2 separate regions of the Homo sapiens genome follow, and region 1 is linked to region 2. Evidence: read pairs that join two places in POLR2A ChIA-PET (ENCODE). Cell type or tissue: Panc1. All regions are shown on one strand. Links, peaks and the distances in the headings refer to the core of each region. The heading gives the core; the rest is flanking DNA. Region 1 overlaps FAM163A (family with sequence similarity 163 member A). Region 2 holds the start of LINC02818 (long intergenic non-protein coding RNA 2818).

What was found. Peaks named below come from ENCODE experiments on the same cell type or tissue, not always from the same donor. Only the 100,000 strongest peaks of a DNase experiment are listed, where the experiment ranks them.
Region 1: POLR2A ChIA-PET joins it to region 2 with 12 read pairs; 5 of 35 experiments call an interaction of 5 or more read pairs at or near these places.

The regions. Positions count from the first base shown.
Region 1 is chr1:179,774,310-179,790,350 of GRCh38, reverse strand. All of the region lies in intron 1 of FAM163A (family with sequence similarity 163 member A), which reads right to left. Among named protein-coding and RNA genes, the nearest start is that of MIR12116, 22 kb to the left of the region's middle. RefSeq lists an enhancer at 1,514-2,061. In Panc1, for the core only: no CTCF peak of the experiment used is centred there; no DNase peak of the experiment used is centred there; H3K27me3 peaks cover 190 bases.
Region 2 is chr1:179,827,011-179,843,051 of GRCh38, reverse strand. LINC02818 (long intergenic non-protein coding RNA 2818) reads left to right here and starts at 6,464. Exons shown (of 3, transcript XR_001738312.3): 1 at 6,464-7,253; 2 at 13,237-14,657. TOR1AIP2 (torsin 1A interacting protein 2) reads left to right here. Exons shown (of 7, transcript NM_001199260.2): 7 at 1-3,076. In Panc1, for the core only: no CTCF peak of the experiment used is centred there; no DNase peak of the experiment used is centred there.

The DNA.
Region 1 (16,041 bases), core at 5,998-8,497, 52 kb after region 2:
TAATATGGGGAGACTAGTAAATACATTCTAGGGCCATTAGGAGACTTAATGAGAAAGTTGACAAAAAACCTCTTAGTTTTGCAGTGGCAAGCCCATAACAGCAGCTCAAAAAAAAAAAAAAAAAAAAAAAAAGGAAGTCAGCTGTTATTAATACTTCCCACTCCTGTTAATAGTATCCCTCCAGTCTCTAGGCTTGGAGCCATGGCATTATCTTTGACACTGCTTTCTGTACCTACTGCTACCATCTGGGTTGAGGGTCATACTTCAAACAGTCCCTTTCCTACCAATCTCTTCTCCTTTCCATCTTTTCTGTATGTTGCTGTATTCACTTTCCTAAACCATTCTTTGGTCATGTCCTTTCCCTCTTCTAAAACATTCTGGGGGTTGCTATTGCCCACTACATAAAACACAGCCTCACCTGTTCAGCCCTCCTAAATGTAGCCCTAGTCCTACTCTTCTGCCATGATTTCCCACAACCCAAAATATGGTTGCTTTATTTGTGGATTTTGGTAAATATCTTGGGTTCCAAATTCAGTTTGTACCATTTTTTTTAGTTGTGTAACCCTGGACAAGGCTTTAATTGCCTTTGAGTGCCTGTGTTCTCATCCTGGGTAATATTACTCGATTAGTTAATGACTTTGCCTTCCTCCCAGACCAGTTTCCATGTGATAGCACCCTACCAATGTTAAGTCTTTCACCACTGCAGCTCATGCCCAGGACATTCTCCACCCTTCTCTTTTAAGAGATACCTCAAGGTCTACATCCTCCTGGTTGGATGATAGGATCCAAGATTCAATGATGTTCTAAAATAAGGAAAAGAAGGGGAAGGAAGAGTGGTAGAAGAGGAGGAAAAATAAGAATCTGATCCCTGCCGGGGGCGGTGGCTCACGCCTGTAATCCCGGCACTTTGGGAGGCCAAGGTGGGCAGATCACCTGAGGTCAGGAGTTCAAGACCAACCTGGCCAACAAGGTGAAACCCCATCTCTACTAAAAATGCAAAAATTAGCTGGGTGTGGTGGCAGGTGCCTGTAATCCCAGATACTTGGGAGGCTGAGGCAGGAGAATCATTTGAACCTGGGAGGTGGAGGTTGCAGTGAGCTGAGATAGCACCACTGCACTCCAGCATGGGTGACGGAGTGAGACCCCATCTCAAAAAAGAAAAAAAAATCTAGTCTCCTCTCTGCTCCCCTGGGAATGCACTGAAGATTTTGAGATTAAATAACCACAAATTTTACTTATTTCAAGTTGTGTTTTTAATGGCTGACCAGAGTGATCTTTGGGCTCATAGAAGAGAGTCTGGTGGCAGACATGCCCACTGGGAGGCCTGCTCCATGTCAGCATGGGCTGGAGAGTGGAGGCTGACATGTACTAAATGAAGAGACTGTTTAAGGGAACACTGGTGGGCAAGCAAGGGCTCAGCCCTGGGCACAGCACCACAGTGCACATAGACGGCGGCAATTCTCTGCGCCAGGTAAACACCCCACCTGGTGAGTGAGGCAGGCTGGAGGGTTGGACCTTGCACTGGAAGGTAGTCACAGCCAGGGTGCCTTGTTTGCAGACTTCTTGAGCCCCCTTTTTGTGACCTCTTTCCTCCGCAAAGCTGCAACCCTGCATTTCTATATTCCTGCATAATGCCATACCAGATATATAACATGCATCACATCATTCAATGTTGCAAGATCCCTGGGATATAGATATTATTTTCCCCGCTTTGGAGACAGTAAAACTGAGGCTCAGAAATTTAAATTACTGTCCAAACCCATGCCACTGGTAAGAGGCAGGGCTAGGATCCGCAAACCCGAAAGCTCCACTTCACATTGAGTTTATCTGGACTCAGCCCATTAGTGATCTATACCGGTTCTCACAGGCTTTGTCATGTAAAAGAAAGCAGCAGGGCCAGTGGAAGAGCAGGTCCTGTTCAGAGCAGGCTTTCCCTGTGAGCTTCAGGGTGAGGAATCTTCCCTAGGAGGAAGTAAATGGGCTCCAGATGGTTAACAAATGCAGTCTGGGAGTAACAGTTTTATTTCAAACAAGAGAAATATCGTTCGGATTTACCAAAGCTATGAACAGGTGAGTGGGTGGTGGGAAAGAGAGAGGATTATTCAGTTTCAGAATGATTTCCCTTGGCTGGAGAAGAATTCTCTTGGCTTGACTGGAGACTAGAGGAGCAGGGAAATAGATGCAGAAGGAAACTGAAGTCAAACCTGCCACTGATTACACATTGTGAGAAGTGATTAGGTGGTGGTTGACAAAATTACCTTTATAGAGAAAATCCTGAAAAACACATCACTCATATTTGCATAGCATTTCACAGCTTACAAAGCCCATATATTAACTTGTTGTCTCCTAGAATCTCTGAGCTGGAGGGCACCTGGACCAGCAGTTTCCAAGCCTGGTTGACATCCAGGTCGCTTTGTAACGGTCCCCAGATTTCACCCAGACCCAGGGTGTCTCTATGGGTGGGAGGCTGGGGGGTTAAATGTGCCCCTGGGGCTTCCCATGGTGATCTGGATTTGGGCACTGCCAATCTCCACCAGGACAACTGCCACCACCTCTCACTTCGGCCCTGCAGTGGGTTCTTCACTGAGCTCCAGTCCTCCCATATCCAGGCCCTTCTCCATTCTGCCACCAGACAGAAGTTCCCTAAAACACATGGAGTCAGGTCCCGCCCCTGCTCCTGGACAGGAGAAAGGCTGGCACTTTGGGGGAGCTGTAGAGCGGTGTGTCTAGACCTCATGCTCAGGCCCTGGCTACTCCTCACGCAAGGCTCCTCCTCTGTGAAGTGTTTCCTGATTTCACCCCTGCCTGTGGAGCAGGTGCTGTAGATCTTCTAATATTATAGCAATGCTCTCAGGGTCATGTCGTTATTTGATTACAGAACCATTTATCTGCACAAAACTGTGCGCGAGGGAACCTTCGGGGCAGGGGCTATGCCTTGTTCATTTCTGTATCCCTGGAGCACATGGTAGGATCTCTATAAACACCAGCTGAATGAACACATTGCATGCTGGCACCTTGAGCTATCATTGATGTGCATTTTAGATCAAGCAGGTCTCAGGAATAGATGTGTTTAGGGTGAGCTCTCCTTGCTCAAAGGCCTAATAGCCCAGCTAAATAGCTCTCTATTTACTACAAATTAAGAGGAGCCTCGGGCTAAAGAGATTGCTTAGGAACTGGAAGACTCTGCTTTGGGTCTGATACCACTTGTTCCATGACCACTTAATGTTTTCGAAATAATCTCATTTCAAACATTATTAATAATACTGCTTTGTATGTTAAAGGATGTCACGGTTTGCTAATGGACTTTAATTCATCCTCTACATCTCTGATGGGTAGGAAGGTCTCCCTCCCTTTTCCTGGCAGCAGGCCTGATGCGGCCAGGGTGCAGGCAGAGCTGGTGGCAAGGAGCCAGTGGAGAACTCTGGCACCCTGCTTTGTCAGCCAGCTCATTCCACTGCCAGACCCTCGGGAAAGGGCCTCGGCTCCTGGGTCCTGAAATACACACAGATACTTAAGGATGAGGACAGAGGCCTTGGGCTGAGACACGCCAGGGGCTAGACAGGTTACAGGTCACTTTGGAAATGCTCAGGATTTGAGTCCTGAGGTCTGAATTTAAATCCTGGTTTTCCTTGAGACTTTGAGAAAGTTATTCAATCTCTCTGAACCTTGATACTTTCATTTGTTAATGGGTATAATACTTGTGTCTTCCTTACTGGGTTGTCTTGAGGATTCAATGGGCACAATTATGTCAGAGGGCTTAGCAGGTGGCTAAGTGCTACACACACGTGGCTGGTATTACCCCTTAAGGCTGAGCCCTGGGGAACCCTCTTCGCTGCTGGGCAGAGGCTTTGGTGGGGAAGTAGAAGAGCCCAGCTCTGCTCCTAGGTCCATAACCTGTGTTCGTTTTACTTTGTGCATGGCACTCAGGCCTGCAGCCCAGATTGGTGGCTGGCCCTAAGACTCTTTCTCTGGGGTTGAATAGGACATCCAACTTATGCCTGGCTCTGAATCTACCCTGGGGAGACCTGAGACCCTGCTGCTGTCACTGTTGCCATCCTGAGGGTGAGGGAGCTCAGAAAAGCCTAGCCAGGGCTGGTGGGAAGGAGCATCCACTCCAGGTTAGGGCCTGTGTGGCTCTGGGAGCCTTTTGTGATGTGTTAGTAGGTACTAAGTGGCTATTTGGATTAAAACAAAATAACATCTTTTTAAATCCAACAACTTGGTCAAGATTAAAAAGTATTAATTACTAGCCCCTTTTTGGCAAGGGAGTGGGGAAATGGCCACCAGTATACACTAGTAGAACCTCCCCAGAAGGTGATTTGGCAACATACACCAGTCTTAAAGATCAAGGGCTCAGCAATTCCACTTCAAGCATTTCCCCAAAGGAAATAATTATGGTTATGTGAAGAGATGTCAACTCGATGTTCACTGCAGCATTATATATGAAGGGAAATCTGTAAGGAATCAAATTCCTTAACAACGGGGGAAGCTAAATACACTATGGCACATGTAGAATACCATGGAAAAATAATATTATCAAATATTGCTGAGCAAACAGGCTACAAAACAGTATTAGTAAATGACACTCTTTAAATATGTTTCTGAAAGCAAAACAAATGTGTACATATAGCCTATTAAAAAGCCTGGAATAATATATCCTAAAGTGCTAACCATTTTTTTAAGGGGTGGAATTATGGATTATTTCTCCATTGTGTTTTTCAGTGTTTTAAAGGTTTTGCCTCGAACTCATACATCACTTATACATTGTGAAGAGATCATTTTTATGACCCCCTCCCCACTCCCCCAAAACAAAAACAACAAACCAAAACCAAAGCTGGAGTGTGGGCTGGGCTGCTGGAGGCTCAGAATTCCCAGCTACACCCAAGAGAGCAGGCTACAGAACGAAAACCCAGGGAATGCCTTTTTGATCTCCGTCTTCATGTTCTCTCATTTTATCAAAGAAAACCTCAGTTGGAAGATGTGGGTGTACAGGAGATAATGTGCTTCAGAGACTTCCACTCACAGTTTAGAAATGCCTGTATTTATAGCTTGTGCAGTGACCTTTCTAGTCGACCACAATTTATGGTTTCTTAATTGGTTTTCTGGAAACAAGCAGTGGTAACTTATATACCAGGCAAGGGAGGAGCAAATCTAATCAGTTGCCAGGGTGAGGAATGGGGGGTGGGAGTTGTGGACCAGGGGAGGCTGGATGTGTTCTCTTCACAACAGCCTTCCTGACGCACTGAATTACTGCGCCTTTAATTGATCTGGTGAATCACAGTGAGATGTTGGAGAAGCTGGGCTCTAAATGAATAATCTCTTCATGTTCTATATTTATTTGTCCTCCCACAGTGACGTCCATGGCCAAATTCTAAGGTTGGCCAGCTTTTCTTTGACATTTGGGACTACCTGCCGGGTAGCCAGGCAACAGAAGAGTCCAGTTTACCCAAGATAATTGAAGGGACAGAGATGAGGAGGATTAAAGTTACTTGTTAAGTCAGTGAAATAAAGTCATCACAAGGAAAGGAACTGGAAGGAATACTCCACACCCCCAGCATCTAGATTTTATACACTGCGACATGTCACAATTCTAGGCTATCTTCTACCTGAAAGAAATGAGTATGCTTTTTCTTTTCGGGGCATATAATAGGAATTCAGCAAATGTTAGTCTATTTTTCCTTCTGTGCTTCATGTGCGCAGGTTTTGTGCTTTCTCAAGATAAGCCCCTCAAGGGAAGATGCTATACTGTTTTCTCTGGGTCTGTTGTGTATGTATATAGGGCAATGCTGGACCAAGCAGGAAGGGACTATTGAAGGTTACACTGGAGACATGCCTGCCATGTGCCAGGCACTGCGTTAACTGTGAATTTAGTTCACCCTCACAACAGATTCTGTAATGCAGAATTGTCTTTATTTTCAGAGGATACAACAGGTTCAGAGAGGTTAAATTAACTTGTCTAGTAAGTAACTTTTCTCCAACATCCAGTAAGTTACAGAGCTGGTATGTGAACTTACACAGCGTGGCTTTGCATCTTACACTCTTACCTCCTCCACCACTGCTCTCAAAGAGGAGGCAGGTTTGGCCCAAGGTCGGGGCATAGGCAAGTTGAGCTGTGGCCAGGTTATTCCTGGTGAAGGCAGGAGGTTCTGGAAGGCCCAAGATGATAATGTGTGGAGGGCAGATTTGTTATCAATTACGCCCAACCCTGAATTGCACCCTAGCCTTCCAGGAAGCCTCCACCTGATCTGGTCACAACAGACCACAGCCAACCTATGCAGAAGGATCAGACTCTTGATGGCCTCAGAGGCAGCAGGAATCTCACCTGTATCTCTCTCCCTTGGGACTTCTATTCCAAATGTGCCCCTGGCCAGTGTTTGAACAAATTTCTGAGCCAGCTAGGTATAATCGGGAAAATGTTCCTTATAGCCAACTAGTGTATCCCATCAGGAAATACAATTTATTTTAGTTTCTCTTTTTTACTAAATTATATAAATTTATATAAAATTATACAATTTATATATATAATTATATAATATTTGGGAATTATATATTATATAATAAATTATATAATATATATATAATAAATTATATAATATATATATAATATTTGGGCTCAATTATATAAAATTTGGGAAGTATAAAAAAGTGCCAAGTGTGTGGCAGTCCTACATAGTGGCTGACGGTTAATACAAACAGGATCAGATTCTGGATTTGCTACTTAATATCTATGTAGCCATGGGTCAACTTTTAAACCTTTCCATACCTCACTTTTCTTATATACTAAGTAAGATTATCTTTTTCTATTCATTCTATTATTTCATCAGGATGTCATGGGGTAGGAAAAATAAAAAAAAGGTGTTGATCAGCTATTTTAAGTTAAAATACTTTTTAATGCACATTTAAAAAATAAACATTGTCAAACTATTTTCCCAAACGGTTTTACAAAATTTCACTGCCACCTAGCAACACAGGAGTTGTACCACAATGTTATCAACATAAGGTCATTGTTAGGATGGGTCATTAAACCCAATAAATGTTAGTTATTAACAGTAATCAACTCCCTTTCCAGAAGCAGCAACAGTTAAGTCTTTCCCCATGTTTCTACTCAGTCTTTTCCACATATTTTATTCTTCAGATAGTTGAGACTATGCTGTCTGTACAGTTTGGCATTCTGCATTTTGAATGAATGAATGAATGGCTTTTTCCTTTTTTTTTTTTTTTAAGACGGAGTTTCACTCTTGTCGCCCAGGTTGGAGTGCAATGGCACGATCTCGGCTCACTGCAACCTCTATCTCTGGGTTCAAGCAATTCTCATGCCTCAGCCTCCCAAGTAGCTGGGATTACAGGCATGCACCACCACACCGGGCTAATTTTGTACATGAATGAATGAATGGCTTTCAAACCATCCAAGTGGTTTGGGATACAAGTTGCTGGAAATGCACACAGGCTGAGGACAGAGGGGCCAACTGTGACCACGGTTTGAAGAAACGGCACCAGCCAGGGGTGGGAGGTCTGGATTGCAATGCTGACATTGCCTCTAAGAGTTGGATATTCTCAGACAAGTTTTCTCAGCTTCTCTAGGAAACAGTTGCCTCCTCTGTAACATGAAAGCGCGGACTCAGGACATTTAATGATTGCTCTGGCTCTAATGTTCTTTATTCTCAAACCAAGAAGGTGCCTGGCAGGGTGGCTTAGAACTTTGGGTTCTAGAAAGGGAAGGAGATGGCAGCAGCTTCAGGGTGCCTGGGAAGGATGATGGGCACAAGAAACTGTTCAGAACCCTGGCCAACGGCCTCTGAGAATCCAGATTCTGCGAGCAAAGCCCACCAGGCCAGCCTTACCAGTACCAGAGGAGTCTCCATCCCGTCCTGCTTGCACAAGCTTTCCCGCCCGCCAAATGAGAAGATGCTCCTGTGCTGCCCGGACCACATCACCAGGCCTCACTGTGTCCCTGCCGACCGGCCCTTCTGGTCCCCTTCTCCCCTTCCCCATCTCTGCCCCCACAGCCTTACATTAGTGTCCGTCTCATCCCCTCTACATTGGCTAATTCAATGAGTCCCAGGTCTGTTAAATTAAGCCCACTGCTGCCCCTGCCAGAATCCTCTAACAGCTCTAATTGGAAAAACAGCCTCAGCCTCTGCCTATCAAAGCTGATTATATCCATGCGCACAGAGGCCTGGTCCTTGTCCGGCATGCTCACTCCACCCGGCCCGTGAGATCATTTCGCCTGTTCCCCAGGGCTGTCTGCCAGCTGCAAAGGAGTCAGCCTGGTAGAGGCGCCTTCTCCACGTCAAGGAGCAGCAGCTGGCCTCCCAAGCCGGCCCTGATAGCATAAACAAGTTTGTGCTCATCACAGGGAACTGGAAAACAACTTGTGCTCGAAGCAAGACGTCTTTTTTTTTTTTTTTTTTTTTTTTGATACGGATTCTTGCTCTGTTGCCCAGGCTAGAGTGCAGCAGCACGATCTTGGCTCACTGTGACCTCCGCCTCCTGGGCTCAAGCGATTCTCCTGCCTCAGCCTCCCGAGTAGCTGGGATTACAGTCACCCGCCACCATGCCCAGCTAATTTTTGTATTTTTAGTAGAGACGGGGTTTCACCATGTTGGCCAGGCTGGTCTTGAACTCCTGAACTAGTGATCCTCCCGCCTGGGCCTCCCAAAGTGCTGGGATTACAGGCATGAGCCACCGCGCCTGGCCAAGACGTCATTTTTAACTAACCTGCATTTACCACCCTCATCCCTGCAATCCCAGCGGAGTCTCTCACACTGGAGGGAAGGATTTACTCCAAGTAAAGGTACACTTGCCCCAGGAAGCCATCCCAAGAGAGTATAGTCCAAGTATGTACTAATTCCCAGGTGCCTGCTCATTTGAGCCCCTTTCTCGGGGGTCAGAGCAGTCAACCAACCGAGAACTCTGTGAGGATCTAATACGTGCCCCATGCTATACTGCAGCTAGATGTGGGAGAAGGGGAGATCAGAGAGAAGTGGAATCATGCCTCCACATAAACCAGTGGGTTTTAAAAATATTTTTTGAGGTAAAATTCATATAAGATTCACACTGTCACCATCTGAAAGTGTACAATTCAGTAGTTCTTAGGATAATCACCATATTGTTGAACCATCACCACTATCAGATTCCAGAATATTTTCATCACCCTAAAAAGAAACTCTGTTCCTAGTAGGTAGTCAGGCCCCATGCTCCTCTCTCATCCAGGCCTGGGCAACCACGAATCTACTTTCACTCTCGGTTAAGCCCCTCATTTTAAAGCCATCGTGTATGCTTGCATTTCTCCCCTCGTCTCTACGGTTTTCATAACTGAGTACCACCAGACCTTTGCATGGAGCACATTAGATGCTTTTACTTCTGAGATCTCAAAACACTTAAACACTGCAGTTTCCTTGGTTCTTGCCACATATTATAATCAGCAAATGCCCTCTGTCCTGTCAACACCAAAATGATGAGAACACTCTGATTCTGTGATGAAAGTCTGGTAATACAGCTCTGGTCTAGCTGATGTAACTAGGTAGCATTAGAAGTTTAGCCAATGTCAAGAACCTTATTTTGTCAGGAAGAATGAGGCATTTTAGGCAAACATAAGAAAGCACAAAGACAGTTAATGCAAACTGTCTTGGGGCAGGTACCTGTGTAGGAATCACACAAACTTTAGCAAGTATCAAAATCACCTGGAGGACCTGTTAAAATGTGCATTGCCGGCCCCACCCAAGTTTCTGATTCAGCAGGTCTGGGGTGAGTCTTGAGAATGTGCATTTCTAACAAGTTCCCAGGTGATGCTGATGTTGCTCATCTGGGGACCACACTTCGAGAACCACTGGCATATTGACTAATGGTCACAGCAAGGAAGAACGATCACCGAGCTTATGCGTTTGGCTTTGTTTCAATTTCACTTCTTTAGGCTAACTGATAAGGTTAAAGTCTTGTCTTGATGATGGTCACTGGCAAATAACACTGTTGTATTTCTACAAGTATGTTTTATGTTCAAAATTTTCCATTTCACACTTGGGAGCCAAGATCAGTAATTCCTTAATGTGCTTGCAACAGGGCATAATCAAGTAATAAATAATTTCCTTTCTGAAGAGAAGTGTGATTGTGGATTATTTTATCCTGTCAGTTATGGTCAATCTTTGAGATCTTTACCCATAACATAAATATACATTTGCATAGTCCTGTGCCTTTTGGCCCATTATCTAGAGGGCTCTCTCCCTTGAATATGTGTCATAGTATTCACATGAACCTGCCTGGCCACAAGTGCCCATATCTTGTACTCCAGGGACAGAGCCAAGAGTCAGACTTTGGGTCACAGCCAGGGCATTCTTCAGAGCATGCAATCTTTGTGAAAACAACCATTTATAGTTTTATAGTGTTTTCATATTGTCTAACATAAAGCTCAAAACAACCTTCTCACATAAACTGGGCTGGTATTTCAAATCTATTTAGCACATACATAAACTGTGGCTTGGTTTACTGAGGTGATTTGCCCAAGATGTTCCAGTTAGTGGTGAAGCCAGGCCTCTAACCAACATATCCTCCACTTTATCATTCACGTGGATTCCCAGAGTTAAAGCTCCACTGATCTTTATGAATGCCCTGAGAGTGCCACTTGAAAACAACATAAATCTGTTTATCTACAGTAAGATAGTAAAAAGCCCATATGAGCCGATAAACAGGAAATAGGAATGCACATTACCATTTGGTTTTTAGTCTCAAATGTCTAGAAAGCCAAGATCATGCTCCCTGGAACAACTGTCTATTCATTCAATGGAAACAGCATCTTGTCACTGCCTGAGCTCTTTCTCTGAGACCCATAAATGGGGTCCCACTGGGACTTTTAAGGCTTTCAGGAGGGAGCAGGTCTCTATGCTGGCCAAGAGTCACCCACAGTCCCAAATCCCACCAGCTCTCATTAAAGTATCAGGGGCCAGGGAGGCTCTTCCAAGGCCTGCTTTAACCACAAACTGAAGGCATGATCCTGACTGCTGCAGCCTGCTTCATTCATATCCCCCTGAGCCCTGGTCTAAGCCAACTCCCTCTTCAAAAAGGCTGAAATCCAACCTATTCCTTCTACTCCTGCTACCACAGACTACTGCCAGGATAAAATATTTTATTTTGATATGACTTTTGTTGATCCTTTTCTAATAATATAAATATTGGTAAAGATAAAAGTGTAAGGAAAAGAAAAACTACCCAGATTCTTAACACCCAAATTAATCACCGTTAATATTTTCCATCATTTTTTGATATGAATGTACACTGAGAGCATTTAATTTTGTAGTAACTTTCTAAAACATAACTAGGTTTCTGTCCTGCCTAAACCTTTTGAAGGCTCCTCCAGCCTCTGAGATGACATCTAAATATTCCCTGCCTTGCTGCGTCAGCCTTCCCTCTCCTTATGAACCTCCCTCCCAAACCCTGTGAGTCTAGCTCGGAGCCTCTATTAGGTCTGTGTCTGTCTGTCTGGCTATGCTCCACAGTGTTTGAAGAAACATTGTTACTAGGTGGGTTGCACCCAGCCCCACTACAAGCCCCTTGGCACCTATTTCCTTATACTCTTCCCCCACCCCTCACGCCTTATACATATACGTCAACTGCACACCACTGCAGGCCTTTGAGTTTGCAGCCTGAGTGTCTAGCTATACTGATCCGTGTACCTTTCCCCACACCTGCCTATAAGCCTTTGCTCAAGAGATTGCCCTTGCTTGGAATGCTACTATCTTTCCTACTACTGCTTGTGAGGAAATCCAGATCCAATTCTCATTTTTTTCAGGTCCCATGGTCTGTAAAACGTCTTCCTTCCCTCTGCTCCTGGGGCATGCGATGCTCTACTCCACTCCTTTGCATGAACTGCAGACTCACATAAGCACATGTTCCCTCACCCTCTGGAATTCCTAGTGGCTCGGGATCACCCCATTTGGCCTTTTATTCCATAAAATGCTGTTCACAAGTAGGTGCTTGGGGTCGGTGGAACTGAAACTGATCACAGCTGTGTAAGGCCTTGGGCTCACCCATTTTCACCTGATCAGCACCTGGGGTGCTGTCTCTTCCTTGGAGTCAGGGATATGGGGTGTAAGGAGGCTGCTCTGGCCTCCTCGTGATCTTACCTAGGCCAGCCCTGGGTTCTACGTTCAGAGTTCATGGCAGGAAGACATCTATATTCACAACTGTTAAGATGGGAAAATGATTTGTTACATCTTACCCCAACCTAAAGAGGATTTTAGGTGCTTCAGAAATACAGGTGGTTCCCAACTTATAATTTTTTGACTTTATAATGGATTTGTCAAGGTATGACATGCATTTTCAACTGATGACAGGCTTATGGGAACATAACACCATCATAGTCCAGGAGCATCTGTACACTCAGTAGGATAAAAATGGAATGAAGATCGCAGGGAGGATAGCATAGCAACATGCAGCCAGTCAGTCATGAGGTTGGTCTGCAGAACTGCAGGACGTGAGCTGCAGATTTAACTCTGAGCTTCTTAGCAACCAACGTGAAAAGAGAAATACAGTCAGTTAAACCAAATCACAGTGTGGAGGAGCTTAGTTTTTCTTTCCACTAAGCCTTGAGAGGAATTTCTCCTGAGGATCCTCTTAAAGGGGAGGCTGAGAGCTATAGGGGAAAGTTGTTACTACACCATTACATATTTAAAAAGCAGCTTCTTACTGTATCTCCCAGGGGAGTCTGAGGACTAACACCCAGGTACGGCTCTTTGAAAGGAGTGTACCAGGAAGCAGCAGTGTTCAAACCTTCAGTTTTCTGGCAGGTGACCTTGATCTGGAGCTTGGGGCATCTGCAGCAGCACATCAGAACCGCTGCCCAGAGTCCAGGAGGTCTGAGAGGCTCTTCGGGTCTGTGGGGGGTGGCACACGAAGGCTGATCTCACGGAGCTCCTGGCCTCCTTGTCTAACTCACCCACAGCATTTCTGCCTTTTTATGTTTTTACATGTTAGAATTTGGGGTCAGCTGTTTGACAAAAGAGTTTTGCATCAAAAACTGAAGTTTAAAAACCTGTCATGAGTAATATTTCTCTTCAGTGAGCTTTTGACAAGCATTTGCTGACATAAATTCATGTTTAAAGTTTTTGGGCAAAAATTTAAGAAGATTACCATTCTTAGGTGTATACCCAGAAGATAGGTACTCAAACAAATACAGGTACCTGCATGTTCAGAGCAGCACTATTCACAACAGCAAAAAGGTGGAAACAGTGTTCATGGATGGAGGAATGGATCAAAAATTGTGAGAGGTTCATACAATCCGATGCTACTCAGTCATGAAAAGGAATGGCATTCTGATGCATGCTACAACATGGACAAACCTCCAAGACAGGTTAAGTGAAAAGAGCCATTCACAAAAGTTCACATATTGCATAATTCCATTGGCGTAAAATTTCCAGAATAGTCCAATGCATAGACAGGGTACAGCTTGGGGAGAACTGCTTAATAGGTAAATATAATAGGGTTTGATTTTGGAATGATGGCAATGTGACACTAAATAGAGGTAGTGGTTGTACAACACCATGAATGTGCTAACTGCCATTGAACTGAACACTTTGAAATGGTGCTTTTATGATATATGAATTTCACTTCGATACATTAAACAGATTTAAATTAAACAGATTAAACAGGGAAAATCATCCATATTGCCAATTAAAGACCATTTCGCAATTTGACAGTCGACCAGGCAGAGGGTAGGCCTGGCATCCTATGGAAATGAAGGGGCTTTCTCAGGGCCGATACACACACACTTACCTCCTTATCAGGCAGGGCTGAGGGGATAAGTGGCCATAAGTGAATGCTACGGCAGTAAAGTTGTAGGTGGTTTCTCTCTCTGTTTTTTTTTTTTTTGAAATGGAGTCTTGCTCTTTCGTCCTGGCTGGAGTGCAGTGGTGTGATCTCGGCTCACTGCAACCTCCATCTTCCAGGTTTAAGCGATTCTCCTGCCTCAGCCTCCTGAGTAGCTGGTATTACAGGTGTGCACCACCATGCCCAGCTAATTTTTGTATTTTTAGTAGAGACGGGGTTTCCATGTTGGTCAGGTCTTGAACTCCTGGCCTCAAATGATCAGCTCACCTCGGCCACCCAACAAAGTGCCGGTATTACAGGTGTGAGCCACTGCACCTGGCCAGTAGGTGGTTTCTCTTTCATGTGATTCCTGGCCACGATTTACACTGCTCTTATCTCTTCAGCACCTGGCACAGAATAAGCTGTCCAAGAAATGCTGACTCGTTGACTAGACCAGCACCAAGTGTAGGCCTCTTATTTTGAATCTATGATGCACCTATTTCCCAAACCCTCATATGTAACAATCTCCCTAATGCCACCCAACCCCCACCCCATCTGATCAATTCATTCAGGCTTGTCTGCTGTTGAATTTATAGCAAAGAATTAATAGGAATAAATCTTTTCCGCCAAGGACCCTGGGGAATATTCTGAGGGTAGTAAAATTCAGCCTCACCTCAACAGAGTTACTTCACAAGCTCACACTTATCTTTGTCCTGTTCTTCACTGCTAGAATAAAGGTCGGCCCCAGCTCTTTTCCTGAGAGTCCTCAAAGTATTCTGCGGGCATCTGTCCACACTCATAAGACAATATATTCTTTTATTTTTTCATCCATCTATCCTACTGATATTTATTGAATACTGAATGTGAGTGTTGATCATATGCCAGGCACTGTGCCAGGCTATAACTGGGGCTAAAATTAGACAAAACAAGCAAGGCTCCCCTGAATAGGAATCTACAGACACTAGCCACAATTATAAGTGTGCTGGGCTTTGACAGGGGATATTGCGATTGAGGCAGGAGAATAGGGTCTGGAGGAAAGGAACCTAAGGCCATTTCACGCTGACTTCTTAGAACTAAATTGAAAGGAAAACCCTAACTTCCCATGCCTAAGTAACAAAAGGACCAGAGGCTACTCCCTTTGCAAATCCCCACCTTTTCTGCGTGGCAGATAGAAACTGGCTGTCTGCAACCAATCAGACTGATTGTAGACTAAGTCTTCGTTTGCATAGAAGTGCAACTTTGTAACTTCACCTTAGCCTCTGATTGGTTGCTTTTTGCAACCAATTGGATGTTTGCACAGGAGTATGACCTCTGTAATTTCACTTCAGCCTCTGATTGGTTGCTTTCGGCAACCAATCAGACCGTTTGTAGGCCACCACTTCATTTACATGAGGTGAGAGCCAAGTGGCCAATGGGGAGCCTCTGGGGGTATTTGGACCCAAGAAAATTCTGCACCCAGGCCCTTGAGCTGCTGCTGGCTGCTTGGGCCAACTCCCACAATGTGGAGTGTACTTTCATTTTCAATAAATCGTTGCTTTCGTTCTTTTGTTGCTTCATTCTTTCCTTGCTTTGCCGTGCGTTTTGTCCAATTCTTTGTTCAAAACGTCAAGAACCTGGACAATTTGCAGTCAAGACCTGCTACCGGTAACACTATGGGAATGTTTTTCAGTGGAACAGACGGGCCTGGGGGCTCAGGGAAACTCTCCCTAGCCTTGAGAGATTCACTCAGCCAGAACTAAAAATGAGGTCAGTGGGGACAGCATGGAGATGAGTTCGTCCAGGGTCTGCGGGTGGAAACAGGCTGTCCTGGCCGTGACTTCTGCCTGGACTGAAAGATGCTCACCCCACAGGGAACCAGGAGGATCAGTGTCGCTTCCATCAGCTCAGCCCACCGGTCAAAGCTCAGTGAATTCTCACCTGCTCTTCTGCTCTAGCTGCTTCCCTGCTGTACTCAGCCCTTACCTTCAACTCCCTCAGCACTCCTCCTCCAGTCTCCCACTCTCTGTATCACTGGGGATCATTCTCAGCTGCTAGGAGCTTGTGGATGCCTTTGAGAACCTGACGAAGGCTATGGACAGTCTTCCCGGAGAAAAAAGCACATAGGGAATTCTGCCTACAAGTTTAGAAAATTCATGAAACCCCTAAAGCTCATCCTTGGAGCCCACCACTTCCCTGGGCATCCATGGGCTCAGGACTGGGAAGGCCGGACCTGTAACCCCAGAAGCCTCTCACACTCCATCAGGC
Region 2 (16,041 bases), core at 6,892-9,391:
TTTGAGATGGAGTCTTGCTCTGTTGCCCAGGCTGGAGTGCAGTGGTGCAATCTTGGCTCACTGCAAGCTCCGCCTCCTGGGTTCATGCCATTCTCCTGCCTCGGCCTTCCAAGTAGCTGGGACTACAGGTGCCCGCCCCGACACCTGGCTAATTTTTAAAAAAATATTTTTAGTAGAGACAGGGTTTCACCGTGTTAGCCAGGATGGTCTCGATCTCCTGACCTCGTGATCCGCCCGCTTTGGCCTCCCAAAGTGCTGGGATTACAGGCGTGAGCCACCGCACCCGGCCTATTGACATTTTTTAAGGTTTCAGATTTTCTTTTGTGTGTCTAGTAATTCGTCTTTTATTGTCAAAGATAATTTGCTTATTTGACTTAGAAAAATGATTTGTGGGCATACAATATTGTATGTGGTACCTAAACGTTGCCATTTAGTTACTCTTACAGAACAACTTTCATTACACTGTATATTAATATAAATTACTTCTTGAGTAATCCCAGAATTGTAGAACCAATTGGTAGAATCAGAAACTGTCTTTGGACTTGAGGTTTTTCTTCCCTTAGGGTAAATTTTAGGTTTTCTGGTTAGTTTCCAGGAGTTGGCGGACAAGTTCATATCACTAAAGGTGTTCATATCACTAAAATAGTAATGCTAATTTGTTTCATATTTCTATTTTAAAAAGCAATCAATAAAGACATTTCAATACATTTCATTTGGAAGCCCCCAAGTGTATGGTGGTTAATAAGGCTCAGCATGCTGGTAACCCACCATTCTCTTAGCTAGTGACTCCACTAAATAGTGCTAGCCGCTGAGATGGTTTTGACCCTTTAACAGCCTTTTTTTTTTTTTGAGACAGAGTTTCACTCTTGTTATCCAGGCTGGGGTGCAATGGTGCGATATCTCGGCTCACTGCAACCACTGCCTCCCAGGTTCAAGCGATTCTCCTGCCTCAGCCTGCCAAGTAGCTGGATTACAGGCACGTGCCATCACGCCCAGCTAATTTTTGTATTTTTGGTAGAGACGGGGTTTCCCCACGTTGACCAGGCTGGTCTCGAACTCCTCACCTCAAGTGATCCACCCGCCTCGGCCTCCCAAAGTGCTGGGATTACAGGCGTGAGCCACCGCGACTGGCCTACACAGCTTTTAATTGCTTGATTTATACTTTATTAAAGAGAGGAAGCACAATGAGCAGTGATACTAAAATATAACTAATATGGCATGTGAAAGTGATCATTATTCAGATGATCTTCACCAACACTGCATTTGCATATATCTGACCAAACTTTATGCGACATAGGCAGGTCTCTGGCACTTCAAAAATGAATGTTAAATAGAAAATAATAAATAATAGCTGATTAGGGTAATCATTTATTTAATCAGAATAAAGATTATATCCATAAAATTTACTTGCAGAGAAGTACTTTCTTTTTGTTTTAAAGACAGGGTCTCACTCTGTCACCCAAGCTATGGTGCAGTGGCACAATCACAGCTCACTGCAGCCTGGACCTCCTGGCCTCAAGGGGATGATCCTCCTACTTCAGGAATTATGCCACCATGCCCGGCTAGTTGAGAAGTACTTTCAAATAGCAACATGAAGCCTTTCCTTTACCATTTGAAAATAAAACATAGTTGTAAACATAAACCAGTATGTCTTTGTAAAGCCAATAATATATCATTTTATAGGAGCATTGTCTTCTTGTGTTTTTCAAGTTGACTATGTAGTTCAATGTCAGTCTCCATTTTAATATCTTGTTTGTTTATCAGCCTGAGCATATTTCATTTTAAAATGTATTTGTTGAGAAGTCATGGTGGTTTTTTGTTTTTCACAAGTCAAGTAGCTTGAACACTATCACTTGTCCAATGGGAAAGTTGATGCTTATCTTTATGGCAAATGCTTGGTTGAATAATATATTTGCAAAGATGTTAATTCTACAGAGAGCTAAATAAAGTTAAGATACCTGTAAAACAGTTTCTCCAGATGACTTTAAAATAAGCCTTATTTTTGTAAATTTATGTTAAATTTTAGGTGTTAAGTTGTGAAATACCTAATGATGTGGGCCTAAATTTGCCTCATTCAGACTGAGACAGGGCTGTTAAAATTCATTTCTAGCTAATAAACTGTGCTATAACTTCTTTATTATTATTATTATTATTATTATTATAGTTTAAGTTCTGGGATACATGTGGAGAACATGCAGGTTTGTTAACATAGGTATACACGTGCCATGGTGGTTTGCTGCACCCATCAACCCGTCATCTACATTAGGTATTTCTCCTAATGCTATCCCTCCCCCAGCCCCCCACCCCCTGACAGGCCCCAGTGTGTGATGTTCCCTGCCCTGTGTCCAAGTGTTTTCTTTGTTCAATTCCCACCTATGAGTGAGAACATGCGATGTTTGGTAAACTGTGCTATAACTTCTGTATCTCTATAGGCCAATCCAAATGGCCTGAGAACATAATCAGTATCCCCTAATCTGCAAAAAGGTAAATACCTTAGTCTTCAGTACCTTTCCTTCCAGTATTATCTGCATTATCTGTGCCCGCTTGCTGTGATGTCTTGAAAAGCCCATAAATTGGTTCTTATTTTGGCAAATGGTCTCCTGCTTTTCCTCACTGAGGCTTATAAACTAAATTTGCCTTTGGCTAAGCGCAGTTACATGAACCAAAAAGAACATTTTAGACTTGGGAAGCAACAGGCTGAGTCACATTGTATGGGGCAGAGTTGGCCAAGCCCCCGGCAGTCACAGCCCTACTCTCTGTGTTCCTTCTAGGCCTGAGGACGCATCAACACAAAGCTCCAGGCAGTTGCTCCTGGTTCATCAGAGAGCACAGGAAATTTAAATCTATTTGCCTTTCCTGTCATAAAAGAAACAGCACACTGACTTTCAAACTCAATTGCATTTTGCTTATTTGTGCTTAACAAAAAATATGTGTGCTTTGCCAATACTAACGTCCCACTTCTCTGCACTCCCTTTCTGTATAACAGGGATTGCTTTTGTATTTGTTTCTTATAGATGCTGATGATGTGCCTTATTCAGATTAGTTGGCCATTACCAGAATAAAGAATAAATCTGAATTTTTTTCAGCGGACTGATTCTTGATTAAATTTCCCAAAATAGCAGGTTTATAGAAATGGGCATGTGGTGATTAATGGTGGGAAAGGAAACTGCCCTCATATGGCAGTAAGCTGAGGAGCTAGAGAATCCTGTGAGGGTTGTCAGGTGGCATTTTGTGGCCATCAGTGAAATGGTATAGGGCAGACCCTGCCTAGAATCTGTTGCAGCTCTTGGGTAGCATTCTTCGAGTGCTATTCCTACTTAACGAAGCTTTCCTGAGTATGGGAGAAACATTGGGGTTGTAAGTAGATCCCTGGGAATTGCTGCTATCCCAGGGTGTGCTGTTGTGAGTGTGTGTGTGTGTGTTTTGAGACAAAGTCTTGCTCTGTTGCCCAGGCTGGAGTGCAGTGGTGCAATCTCCCCTCGCTGCAACCTCCGCCTCCCAGGCTCAAGCAATTCTCCTGTCTCAGCCTCCCAAGTAGCTGGGACTATAGGCACAGGCCACAGTGCTGGGCTAAATTTTTCTATTTTTAGTAGAGAAAGGGTTTCATCATGTTGTCCAGGCTGGTCTCAAACCCCTGAGCTCAGGTGATCTGCCTGCCTCGGCCTCCCAAAGTGCTGGGATTACAGGCGTGAACCACCACACCCAGCCTGTGAATGTGGTTTTTTTTTTTTTTTTTTCGAGACGGAGTCTTGCTCTGTCGCCCAGGCTGGAGTGCAGTGGCGCGATCTCGGCTCACTGCAACCTCCACCTCCCGGGTTCATGCCATTCTCCTGCCTCAGCCTCCCGAGCAGCTGGGACTACAGGTGCCCGCCACCACGCCCAGCTAATTTTTTTGTATTTTTAGTAGAGACGGGGTTTCACCGTATTAGCCAGGATGGTCTCGATTTCCTGACCTTGTGATCCACCCACCTCGGCCTCCCAAAGTGCTGGGATTACAGGCGTGAGCCACCGCGCCCGGCCGAATGTGTTTTTTAAGTGTGGATATCCCTTACCTTATGTGTTGGGAGTGGGGGAGGTGGGGGTGTGTTCAGAATTTCTGCCTTAAGATGTTGCCAAACCAGAATTACAGAGCAGAAGCACCTGAATACCCATCTCAGCCCCTCACCCACCTTCTCCCAGCTTCCTGCTCGGCCCACCCCCATCCATACCCAACTAAAACCAAAGGTCTTATTAACACATTTTATAGAAACATTTTCTAACAAATCTGAATTGAATTTTGAAAATCTGAAAGACTTGTTTTTGCAGTTTAGAAAAATAGGAACTTTGGGAGTTACCATATCTTAACATATGAGCTTTCACTGAAAAGAGCTAAAGTCAAGCGATAAGATGAGCCTGAAGGCAAAGAACACAGAATTTCCTAATACTCATTCCACAAACGTCAACAGTAGATTAGCAGCAACGAGATTTTCTTAATGCATAAACTCACCACTAGAGGATATTACATACTAGTGTTCTACCGTACACTAGAACAGGCCTCAATACTGATTAATAAGGGAGTGAGTGGCTATGAATTATTTAGTTGCTGTAGGAATTGTCATTTTAAACAGGATACAATAAAAATGATTTTAAGTCTGAAGTTGCAATTCGAGTCATAGAATGTTTGGTGCAGAAGCAGCTCCATCAAGCTAAACAGAAAAGATCTTAGCTATTGGTCCAAGGTATTATCTACTTTAAGAAAAGGAAATGAGTAGGCAGATCGTATTATGTATATGTTTAGGGCACTCATTACTGTGGAATCTGCCCACATGACTTTAGGGCTCACAGAAGGCCCCCATACACACACTAAAAATGAGACACTAGCCAGGCGTGGTGGCTCACGCCAGTAATCCCAGCACTTTGGGAGGCTGAGGTTTGTGGATCCTTTGAGCCCAGGAGTTTGACACCAGCCTGGCCAGCATGGTAAATCCCTGTCTCTAAAACAAATGCAAAAATTCGCTGAATGTGGTGGCACATGCCTGTAAGTCCCAGCTACTCAGAAGGCTGAGGTGGGAGGATCACCTGACCCTGGGGAGGTGGAGGCTGCAGTGAGCCATGATTGCACCACTGCACTCCAGCCTGGGTGACCGAGTGAGACCCTGTCTTAAAAAAAAGGCCAGGCGCAGTGGCTCATGCCTGTAATCCCAGCACTTTGGGAGGCTGATGTGGGCTGAGCATGAGGTCAGGAGTTCAAGACCAGCCTGGCCAACATGGTGAAACCCCTGCCTCTACTGAAAATACAAAAAGCCAGCCGTGGTGGTGGGTGCCTGTAATCCCAGCTACTCTGGAGGCTGAGGCAGGAGAATTGCTTCAACCCAGGAGATGGAGGTTGCAGTGAGCCGAGATGGCGCCACTGAACCCCAGCCTGGGCAACAAAGCAAGACTCCGTCTCAGGAAAAAAAAAAAGACACTTTGTCTTTTTGACCTATATCTGACACTTTCTAGGATCACTAATTCTTAAGTATACAAATCAATGTTTAAGATAAACCATTAATTCAGTAACATCTTTTATTATCATACTGAGAGGTGACAGCGTGCTGGCAGCCCTCGCAGCCCTCGCTCGCTCTCGGCGCCTCGTCTGCCTGGGCTCCCACTTTGGTGGCACTTGAGGAGCCCTTCAGCCCACCACTGCACTGTGGGAGCCCCTTTCTGGGCTGGCGGAGGCCAGAGCTGGCTCCCTCAGCTTGCAGGGAGGTGTGGAGGGAGAGGCGCGAGCGGGAACTGGGGCTGTGCGCGACAGTTGCTGGCCAGCTGGAGTTCCGGGTGGGCGTGGGCTTGGCGGGCCCCGCACTCGGAGCAGCCGGGCGGCCCTGCCGGCCCCAGGCAATGAGGGGCTTAGCACCCGGGCCAGCGGCTGCGGACGGTGTACTGGGTCCCCCAGCAGTGCCGGCCCACTGGCGCTGCACTCGATTTCTTGCCAGGCCTTAGCTCCCTCCCCGTGGGGCAGGGCTTGGGACCTTCAGCCTGCCATGCCTGAGCCTCCCCCACTCCGTGGGCTCCTGTGCTGCCTGAGCCTCCCCCACTCCGTGGGCTCCTGTGCTGCCTGAGCCTCCCCAACGAGTGCTGCCCTCTGCTCCACGGCGCCCAGTCCCATCAACCACGCAAGGGCTGAGGAGTGCGGGCGCACGGCGTGGGACTGGCAGGCGGCTCCACCTGCGGCCCCGGTGGGGGCTCTACTGGGTGAAGCCAGTTGGGCTCCTGACTCTGGTGGGGGACTTGGAGAACCTTTATGTCAAGCTAGGGGATTGTAAATACACCAATCAGCACTCTGTATCTAGCTCAAGGTTTGTAAACACACCAATCGGCACCCTGTGTCTAGCTCAGGGTTTGTGAATGCACCAATCCACACTCTGTATCTAGCTACTCCAGTGGGGACGTGGAGAACCTTTTTGTCTAGCTCAGGGATTGTAAATGCACCAATCAGCCCCCTGTCAAAACAGACCGCTGGGCTCTCTGTAAAATGGACCAATCAGCAGGATGTAGGTGGGGCCAGATAAGAGAAAAGCAGGCTTCCCGAGCCACCAGTGGCAACCCGTTCGGGTCCCCTTCCACACTGTGGAAGCTTTGTTCTTTCGCTCTTTGCAATAAATCTTGCTGCTGCTCACTCTTTAGGTCCACACTGCCTTTATGAGCTGTAACACTCACTGCAAAGGTCTGCAGCTTCACTCCTGAAGCCAGCAAGACCATGAACCCACGGGGAGGAAGGAACAACTCCAGACGCGCTGCCTTAAGAGCTGTAACACTCACTGCGAAGGTCTGCAGCTTCACTCCTAAGCCAGCGAGACCACGAACCCACCAGAAGGAAGAAACTCCGAACACATGCGAACATCAGAAGGAACAAACTCCGGACGCGCTGCCTTTAAGAACTGTAACGCTCACCGCGAGGGTCCGCGTCTTCATTCTTGAAGTCGGTGAGACCGAGAACCCTCCAATTGCAGACACAATATTACATGAGATGCCGTTTGAAGCTTTCACCTGGAGTTGGCACATCTCTGAAACTCCAAACACATAACAATAATAGGTAAAATATTTCAAGGAAAATTTTAGAAGACAGAGCTAGGCTCAAAAACAAGATGCATCTTTGAGGATCAGAAACAGAATAAAAACTCCCAAGTGGTGAGCAGGGCTGAAGTCGCAGGCCTACTGGACCCTGCATTTGAAGTCAGACAGGCTGCTGGCGGCTTGGAGCTACGAGTTCTCCACGTGAGGCTCACCAGGTTATGTATACAAATTGCTTGTTAGAAGCCCTGCAATATTGGTATTGTTATCTGCAAATATTCAGTGATTAGTTTTCACACAGCCTTTAAAAAAACATCTTGTTTGAATGTCTTATATAAAGTATGCTACAAGTCAGTTTCATAATTTTTTTTTTAGAGATGAGCTCTATGTTGCTCAGGCTGGACTCAAATTCGTGGGCTCAAGTGATCCTCCTGCCTCAGCCTCCTGAATAGCTGGAACTACAGGAGCACAGCCCTGAGCCTAATTTTTTTTTTTTTTTTTTTTTTTTTTTTTGAGACAGAGTCTCGCTCTGTTGCCCAACTAGAGTGCAGTGGCACCATCTCAGCTCACTGCAACTTCCGCCTCCCAGGTTCAAGCGATTCTGCCACCTCAGCCTCCCGAGTAGCTGGGACTACAGACGCATGCCACCATGCCTGGCTAATTTTTTGTATTTTTAGTAGAGACGGGGTTTCACTGTGTTAGCCAGGATGATCTCGATCTCCTGACCTTGTGATCTGCCCGTCTCAGCCTCCCAAAGTACTGGGATTACAGGCCTGGGGCTCTGCATCTGGACAAAGTTGACATTTTTAATACATCTTTACAAAATGTGAAGAATTCCTAATAGGACTTTTTTTTTTTTTTTAAGACTCATAGCCTAAACAAAGTTAAATACAGTTTTTAAAGACTATTCTGTTAAAAGTACCCTAAATAATCATATGAAGATGATAATTATGTCTAATTTTTTGTCTGCTTTGTATTATTTACATTTTAATATGTGGTGTTTGTTTGAAAAATAATCTAATATTTTTCTAAATATATCTCAATGTTAATGACTGCCAATTTATTTCCTTATTTTCAGGTTCATAATAATTTTTGTACATAAACTTTCTTGATCATAAATTATTGCAGCATTTTATTCTTGCAGTAATAACTGTTTATTAAATTGAATGGTAGATTTTTAATGCACACAAGGTGATTTCCACTTCAAGTTACATTATAGACTGCATTTATATATTTGAAAGTGAATATTCAAATTTAACAAATCAATGACATGCTTCATTTGAATTGCTATAACTGTTCAAACATAGTTGATTGAGAATCCATCTTTTCCTCACTGATTTGAAATGCCACTTTGTCACATACTGGATTCTCATATGTATTTGTGCTTATTTTCTGAATGTTCTATGCTGATCCATTGACCTGGCTGATTAGGCATAAGTACCACACAGTTTTAATTATTGTGGCTTTAATATCTGGTGGTGGCTCATTTTTTTTTTCTGAATTTTTCTAGCATTATTACTTATTCTTTCAAATGAACTTTAAAATCACCTTGTCTAAAAAGTAAATATTTTTCATAGGATTGCATTAATTTTTCTAGTGATCTGGTGGGAAATTGGCATCTTCATGACATTAAGTCTGCATATCCAAGAAGCAAGCAAACTCTGTTCTGGGTAGCTTTGTTTTTATGATTTTACTATGGCTGGAAGCAGCTAGAAAGTGTTGTGTCTCAAATCTAAAAACCCACATCTGGTGAAGTTCTAAGTTTGTTTAAAATACCAATTCTTTTTCATAGTCAAATATGAAAGATGAGAATGGATTATCTCTGCTTCCCCTATTCCCTCCAGCACTGTGAGATTTCCTTCCATTTTCTGGAAACAAGGAATCTTTATTCATCTTTGGAACGACTCAATTCACTGAGGACCCTCGCGGAGATAAACAGTGCCTGAGTTGCTTCCTAACTGCCATGGTTTTCTGTGAAAGGAAACCCCTCTCTACTGGATTATCTTACAAATGATGTTGAATAATAGAAGATCTGTGAAAATATTTATTCCTAGAATGAGAATATAAACACCCTCATACCAAAGCCACTGGTGGTCCTTAGTTCTTCTCCAAGTATTCCTAATTCTGTAATCCTTTTGTCTCCCGACTTTTTTGCTTTCTGTAATCTTGGGTATGAGGCTACACATTCAATTTGCAAATATTTACCGAATACCCACATGTGCCAACAACTGAGTTGAACATCAGCTATCCTAATGACATACGGAGAAAAAAGCCCCTCGTATGGTTTGGGTGAATATTTCCTTCCACCCCAAGGTTTGTAACCTTTGAATAGGATCCTCCCTCTTTTATCTATGGGAAATAGGACTAAGAATATATAGTTTGGGAGGATGTCCTTTTTTGCTGACAATAGGGTATCCATAAGCAATATGCTGTTCAAAGTCTCCAAGTGGATCAACATTTTGAGACTTTGTAGCAGCATGCTTCGAAGAGGATACAGGAGGAGAAACCAGCCCTGCATTAGAAATAATTAATCCACTAGGCCCTATGGGTCATTATCTGCTACTCATTGCAGCAGATAATGATATTCCCAGCTGTGATTTGGGCTGGTTGTCCCCTGACAAATTTTCATGCACAGAACCCAGGTCAAAACCCAGGTAGAAAGAAAATGCAAACATGCCTCTCATCTGAGGGGGTGACCCTTTCAGGCCCAATGGGGATGCAGCAGCTGTTTTGCAGAAGGGTCTTGAAGAGATGAAGAGCTGTAGTCTGATGGGGAGTAAAAACTGGGTGAAGACCATGAGCAGGGTTTTTCTTTTTTCTTTCTTTCTTTTTTTAGACAGAGTCTAGCTCCGTCACCTGGGCTGGAGTGCAGTGGGACGAACACAGTTCACTGCAGCTTCGACCTCCCAGGCTCAAGCAATCCTCCCCCCTCAGTCTCTGGAATAGCTGGAACCACAGGCATGCACCACCGTGCCTGGCTAATTTTAAATTTTTTTTGGCCTGGCGTGGTGGCTCACGCCTGTAATCCCAGTACTTTGGGAGGCCAAGGCAGGTGGATTGCCTGAGGTCAAGAGTTCAAGACCAGCCTGGCCAACATACTGAAACCCCGTCTTTACTAAAAATACAAAAAATTAGCTAGGGGTGGTCGTGGGCGCCTGTAATGCAAGCTACTCAGGAGGCTGAAGCAGGATAATCACTTGAACTCAGGAGGCGGAGGTTGCAGTGACCCAAGATTGCACCATTGCACTCCAGCCTGGGCAACAAGAGCGAAACTGTCTCCAAAAAAAAAAAAAAAAATTTTTTTTTTTTTTGTAGAGATGCGGTTTCACTACTTTGCTCAGGCTGGAGTGGCTATTTTTCAGACAGCATTTAGTCCCCATCATTTTGCCTTACCTTACTTCCTGGTGGGCAGCATTGCATGTAAGTTTTTGTCACACAAAACACTAAATAAAGACTAGAGAGATGGCTTGTTCTGGTGCATAGACAACCTTTTGCAGAGGAAGGATGAGAACCTGTAGATTTACGTAGTTGTTTTGATTAACTCTCCATCCACCAGTCCCAGCTGGTAGCATCAATGAGCAGGAATTTTCACAGTCATCTGGAGAAAACACACCATATTAAAAAGCAAACCAATTTGTTTTATGGGGGAAGGGGTTCACAGATGCATTTGGGAAAAATTAGCAAATGGTCCCTTGCTTACCATCTTCACTCTTTTCTTTTTCATCCCGAACATCAAAGTCGTTCAGTGGTTTTGAGATCACATGTTCCACTTAATGTTTAAAGCAGGTGCCAATAGGAGGAGTAGAAACATCCCTGTGAGGAAAACCACAACTATGCCTTGTTATTTGAAATTTGCTCTAGTTTCACATTCTTAAAATGTTAAAAACTGGAGTGAGAACTGGCTTGTTTGCTGAGGTGATGCTGAAGCATGACGGTGGCCCAGTGAGCTGTGGCTATCTGGGAGGTGAAGGTAGTTTTGTTGAGTGGTGCCTGCTGGGTTTGATTCACTACGACGGCCACCTGCAGCTGCCCCGCCAAGGGGTGCCAGATTCCACCTTCTCCTCATCCTCAACACTGCCTTGGGCTGGCTGTGATCTGGCCTCATGGCTGCAACCACGACAGTGCTGTGACAGGGCTTTGGCTCTGTTAGCCATGTGGGGTACAGATCCAAGTGCCCCTGTGGCCAAAGCCTGCTACATTTATCCAGCTCCTGTAAACACACTTTCTTGTAGAATCACAAAGATGTAGGAAGTCCTGCATCTTCCATCTGCTTCTTTCCCATCCTGTAGCCACTCCTGGGTCTCCTGTTTTAGTCCCTGTGTGGTTCCAGTGTCTAAGAAATGAACGCATGGGAGTTATAACCCCTTTTTAAGTATCTTCTGCCTACGTATCTTGCGTAGCTCAGTCTTTTTCTTCCCTTTTACAACGAGGTAGCAGGTGCTTGAGTTTCTGAGAGGAATGAGAAGGGCAAATGCAAACCCCTTCCCTTGAGCCTTTGCAGCTGGTTGACTCAATAATAGTTGCTGAGTGCCCATGGGTCAGGCTCTTCCAGGGCTGGCTTTGCTCTGTAATGAACACCTTGCACTCCAGGATTGTTTGATTATCCTTCAAAACTGGACACACCCTTTCCTGTCAGATGGTTTCTGTGGTCATGCATTGAGGTGGAGGTGGATGTGATGACCTCTGACGGTCCTTCTAGCCCTAGAACTCTGTAATTCTAATGGTCAGGAGCATATCTTAGCATCTGTCTTCTTTCTCCTCTTATTGCTTTCATTTACCACATTATTTCTGTCTACCTTCTCAAGACTGTAGCCTTTCACCTAGCACATCCTCTGTATATCTGCATCCATCTCTGGTTGAATTTCAGTTTGTAACCACCAGACCAGTCTTATCTGGCCCTACTCTGTGGATAACAGAACGGCCAGTTATTTTGCAGACACAGAGCTAAGAAGTTGCAACTTACGCAGCCAGGGCATGCACAGAAAAGAAAACTTCGACCTCAAATGACACTGGGAACTAAAGTCTTTTCCCCAACCATGGAACTAAACGTTTGGGACTTATGTGGAACCTGAACACTGGAACATTTTCAAAAGTGGGGGGTCAGTTGTCTAGGAATTTCTGGTGATAAGACCCCTCCCCATGCCTTACCAAAAGTCGTCTCATTTGAAGTCCTTCCAATCAAATCCTGCCCTGCCAGCACTTTCACATACCAACCAGTCCTTCCTAACCCATAAAACTTGCCCCAAAACCCAGATATGGGAGGCAGATTTGAGTTTTGCCTGCTGTCCCCTTAGCAGTTGACCTCAGAACAAAGCCTTTCTTTTCTTTTCTTTTTTTTTTCTGAGATGGAGTCTCACTCTGTCGCCCACGCTGTAGTGCAGTGGTGTGCTTTCGGCTCACTGCAACCTCCACTTCCCGAGTTCAAGTGATTCTCCTGCCTTAGCCTCCTGAGTAGCTGGGATTACAGGCACCTGCCACCACGCCCAGCTAATTTTTTGTATTTTTAGTAGAGACGGAGTTTCACTATGTTGGCCAGTCTGGTCTTGAACTCCTGACCTCGTGATCCACCCACCTTGGCCTCCCAAAGTGCTGGGAATACAGGCATGAGCCACCGTGCCCGGCCAGCCTTTCTTTTCTCAAAGCCCAAAGCCATAGTATTGGCTTCTCTGTGTGTCGGGCAGTAAGCCCATTGCTTGGTAGCAAGTCTGTCTTCACTGTCTAAAAAATGCTTTGATCAATAGCTCCCTGCCCCTCCTCTAGTGATCTAGACCCATCCGTAGTAATTTCACTCTTTTCCCGAGGACAAAGTCTGGTGGGAAAGAAACACTGAGGCTAACATCAGCTTCCTAAAGTCATGATTCCACATTTGGCAGGCAGATGGACCCACCAGTCTCTGATTATGGCCAGTCTTTGAACACCTGACTCCACTTTCTACCTGCAGTCTCCACTGTAGCTTATTTTAGTCTCAAGCAAGTAAATACCTGGGAAGGTTTAGTAGCTCACCTGTGAAAATACATGTTAATTTTCCACCCTGGAATTTAATAAGCTCCTTGAGGGCAGGGGTGGCATTTTCATTTTTATTTCTCTAACACCTGACACAAACGTTTGGTGTCTAGTTTAGGTCCTCAATAAATGTTAGTTGAATAAACAGTTTTCTCTCTGTTAACTCTCCTCTCTAATGGCAGTTTTTTCAAAATCCAGGCACGGATTGGGCTTACTGCACACTTCAGCGTAGGAGCACGTCGGTTCACCATTAGAGTAACGGATCTCAGGGGTCAAAGTTGTGGACTCAATCGTAGAGGAAACCACTGGGCTCACCAAGAGAATGATCGTTTCCGGCCCCTTTCTACATAACTTCATGCAACACGGAGACTCCTGAAAGTTGTAGATGAGTTGGATTTCTGAAAATCAAGTTGTTTCGTCTTTATTGAAATGTCCTAGCTTCATTTGACTGGACTTGGGTCACTAATAGGTTTCTTACACTTTGGCTTTGAGTTTCTTTGCCTAGAGGCCTGTAAGTCAAGAAAGTCTAGGAAACAAAAGGGGGCATGAAATAGTAACATGGAATGACTGAAAGGGTCATTTTGCAGATGGGGAAACCAAGGGGCTAAGTGACTGCCTAAGGCCACAGGTTACAGTGTAGACCTGAGCCCAGAACCTAGATCCTGGGCCCAAGGCCACTGGTCTTTCCACTGTGGGGAAACCTTAGTGAGCCAGGGAAGTACAGTATTTACAAGAACCTACCATTGAACTATCTGGGGGTGTGGGAAATGGCTGTTTGCCTCCATATGAGGCTTTCTCAGCATTCTTGTTTTACAGAGTACACCACCTCATCTCCCCGCTTGGAGGTGCATATTGTCTACGGCACCCATAACTGCAGGACTGGCAGCCTGGGAAGGGCCATGCCGGGGGCTGATGGAAGCCCTCACTCTGGCGCTCCCTTGCACCTCCCACCCACATGATGCAGAGGTCCGTTGTGCTCTATCCCAGAATCCAAACTGCACCCCGTGTCCCCGCCAGTCCAAGTACTATCAGATATGTCAGCAGCAGGGAAATGCCACTTCCAGGTTTCCAGCTGGGCCTGAGGGGCTTTGTGGAGTCAGTAGCAGAGGAGGCAGGGTGAGCAGAGCCGCTGGGCAGGCACAGCCCAGAAGCAGGGCCTGATGTGCAGCTGGAAGTAGAGGGATTGGCCCTGGAGTCTCCACTGGCTGGGCTGGGAATGGTTCTAGACACTGGTCTCAGGCTGGACAGATGCGTGTTTGTTCCCCATGCTCCTGCGCAAGGGGCAGAGCTACAGTTGCTACTGATGTACCAAGAGGCTGACTGTCCTCAGTGTGTCCACTCCAGGAGAGAACCATGGCCTCATGTGCTTGCAGCCCTGCCTGGCCACTCAGGGTGCTTTACGTTGCTGCAGTGCTCTTGGTTTCATGCCACTGCCTTTGGGAGACAGCAGTGTCTGTGGATACCTCTCTGGACCTGGATACCCAGGTCAGTCAGCAGCTCCTGAAAAACCTGCACCTGAAAAAGTCCCAGCCCTGACCTCCAGACTGCTGCCAGTGGCTCTAGAATCCTACCTTTCACAGCTGGACATGGAAGCAAGAAGGGTGGTGGCACCATATTGGGTAAGTTGGCTTTGGGGAGTTTCAGTCTGGAAGAATCTATAAATGACCAGCTAGTTTTGTTAGGTTGGTCCCGATTGCTGTGTAATTCCCAAAAGGGAAGAAGCTCAGAGAAGCAGGGAGAAAGAAACTGAAAACTCAGATGCTACCAAAGGAGTGTGGCTTTGGTTGTTCAATACTTCGTGCTCCAGATCATGAAGCTGATGAGGAAAGCCCTGGCAGGTCTCCGAGTGCTCTGAGGTACAGGTCCGAGCAGACGCCCCAGCTCCAAGTCCTCAAATTACCCCGTTTGTTGCAAATGGACTGTGGAATCATTTTCCCCAGGAGTTCAAACTACAATCTTACTAAACCTCTGCCATCATCATGTGCTTGGGTGTAAATGAAGCCCCAGTATTTAATCCTCTTAAAGCTTGTAACCTAACAGGATGTGGAGGAATTGAACTCTGGGACACTGTTGGTGGGATCGCAAAATGTTGCAGCTGCTGTGGCAAACGGGATGGGGATGGTGGTTCCTCAAAAAATTACAAATAGTATTACCACATGATCCAGCAACTCTACTTCTAGGGACAGAAGTAGAATTCCCAAAAGAATGGAAAGCATGGTCTCAACAACAATGTATTTCTTTTCTTTTTTTTTTTTTTTGAGATGGGATTTCCCTCTTGTCTCCCCGGCTGGAGTGCAATGGCGCAATCTCCTCTCACTGCAATTTCCGCCTCCTGGGTTCAAGCGAGTCTCCTGCCTCAGCCTCACAAGTAGCTGGGATTACAGGTGCCCACCACCACGCCCGGCTAATTTTTGTATTGTTGGTAGAGACTGGGTTTCACCATGTTGGCCAGGCTGGTCTCGAACTCCTGACTTCAGGTGATCTGCCCACCTCAGGCTCCCAAAGTGCTGAGATTACAGGCATGAGCCACTGCGCCTGGCTCTCAATGATGTATTTCTACACCCATGTTCATAGCAGTGTTATTCACAGTAACTAAAATGTGGAGGCAACCCATTTATCCATCCACAGATGAATGGATAAGTAAAGTATAGCATACATACAATGACATATTATTCAGCCTTAAAAGGAGGGAAATTCCGACCTGCCACATGAGATGAGCCTTGAGAACGTTATGCTGAGTGAAATAAGCCATTCACAAAAAGACAAATACCGTATGATTCCACTTATGTGAGGCACTTAGAGTGGGCAAAATCATAAAGGCAGAAAGTTAGAATGGTGGTTGCCTGGGGCTGGGGGTTGAGGGAATGGGGAGCTTTTGTTTTATGGGTATAGAGTTTCAGTTTTGCAAGATGAAGAGTCACGGCAGTGGATGGTGGTGACGGTCACACATTATGAATGTGCTTGATACCACTGAACTGCTGCCCACTTAATGGTGAAGGTGAT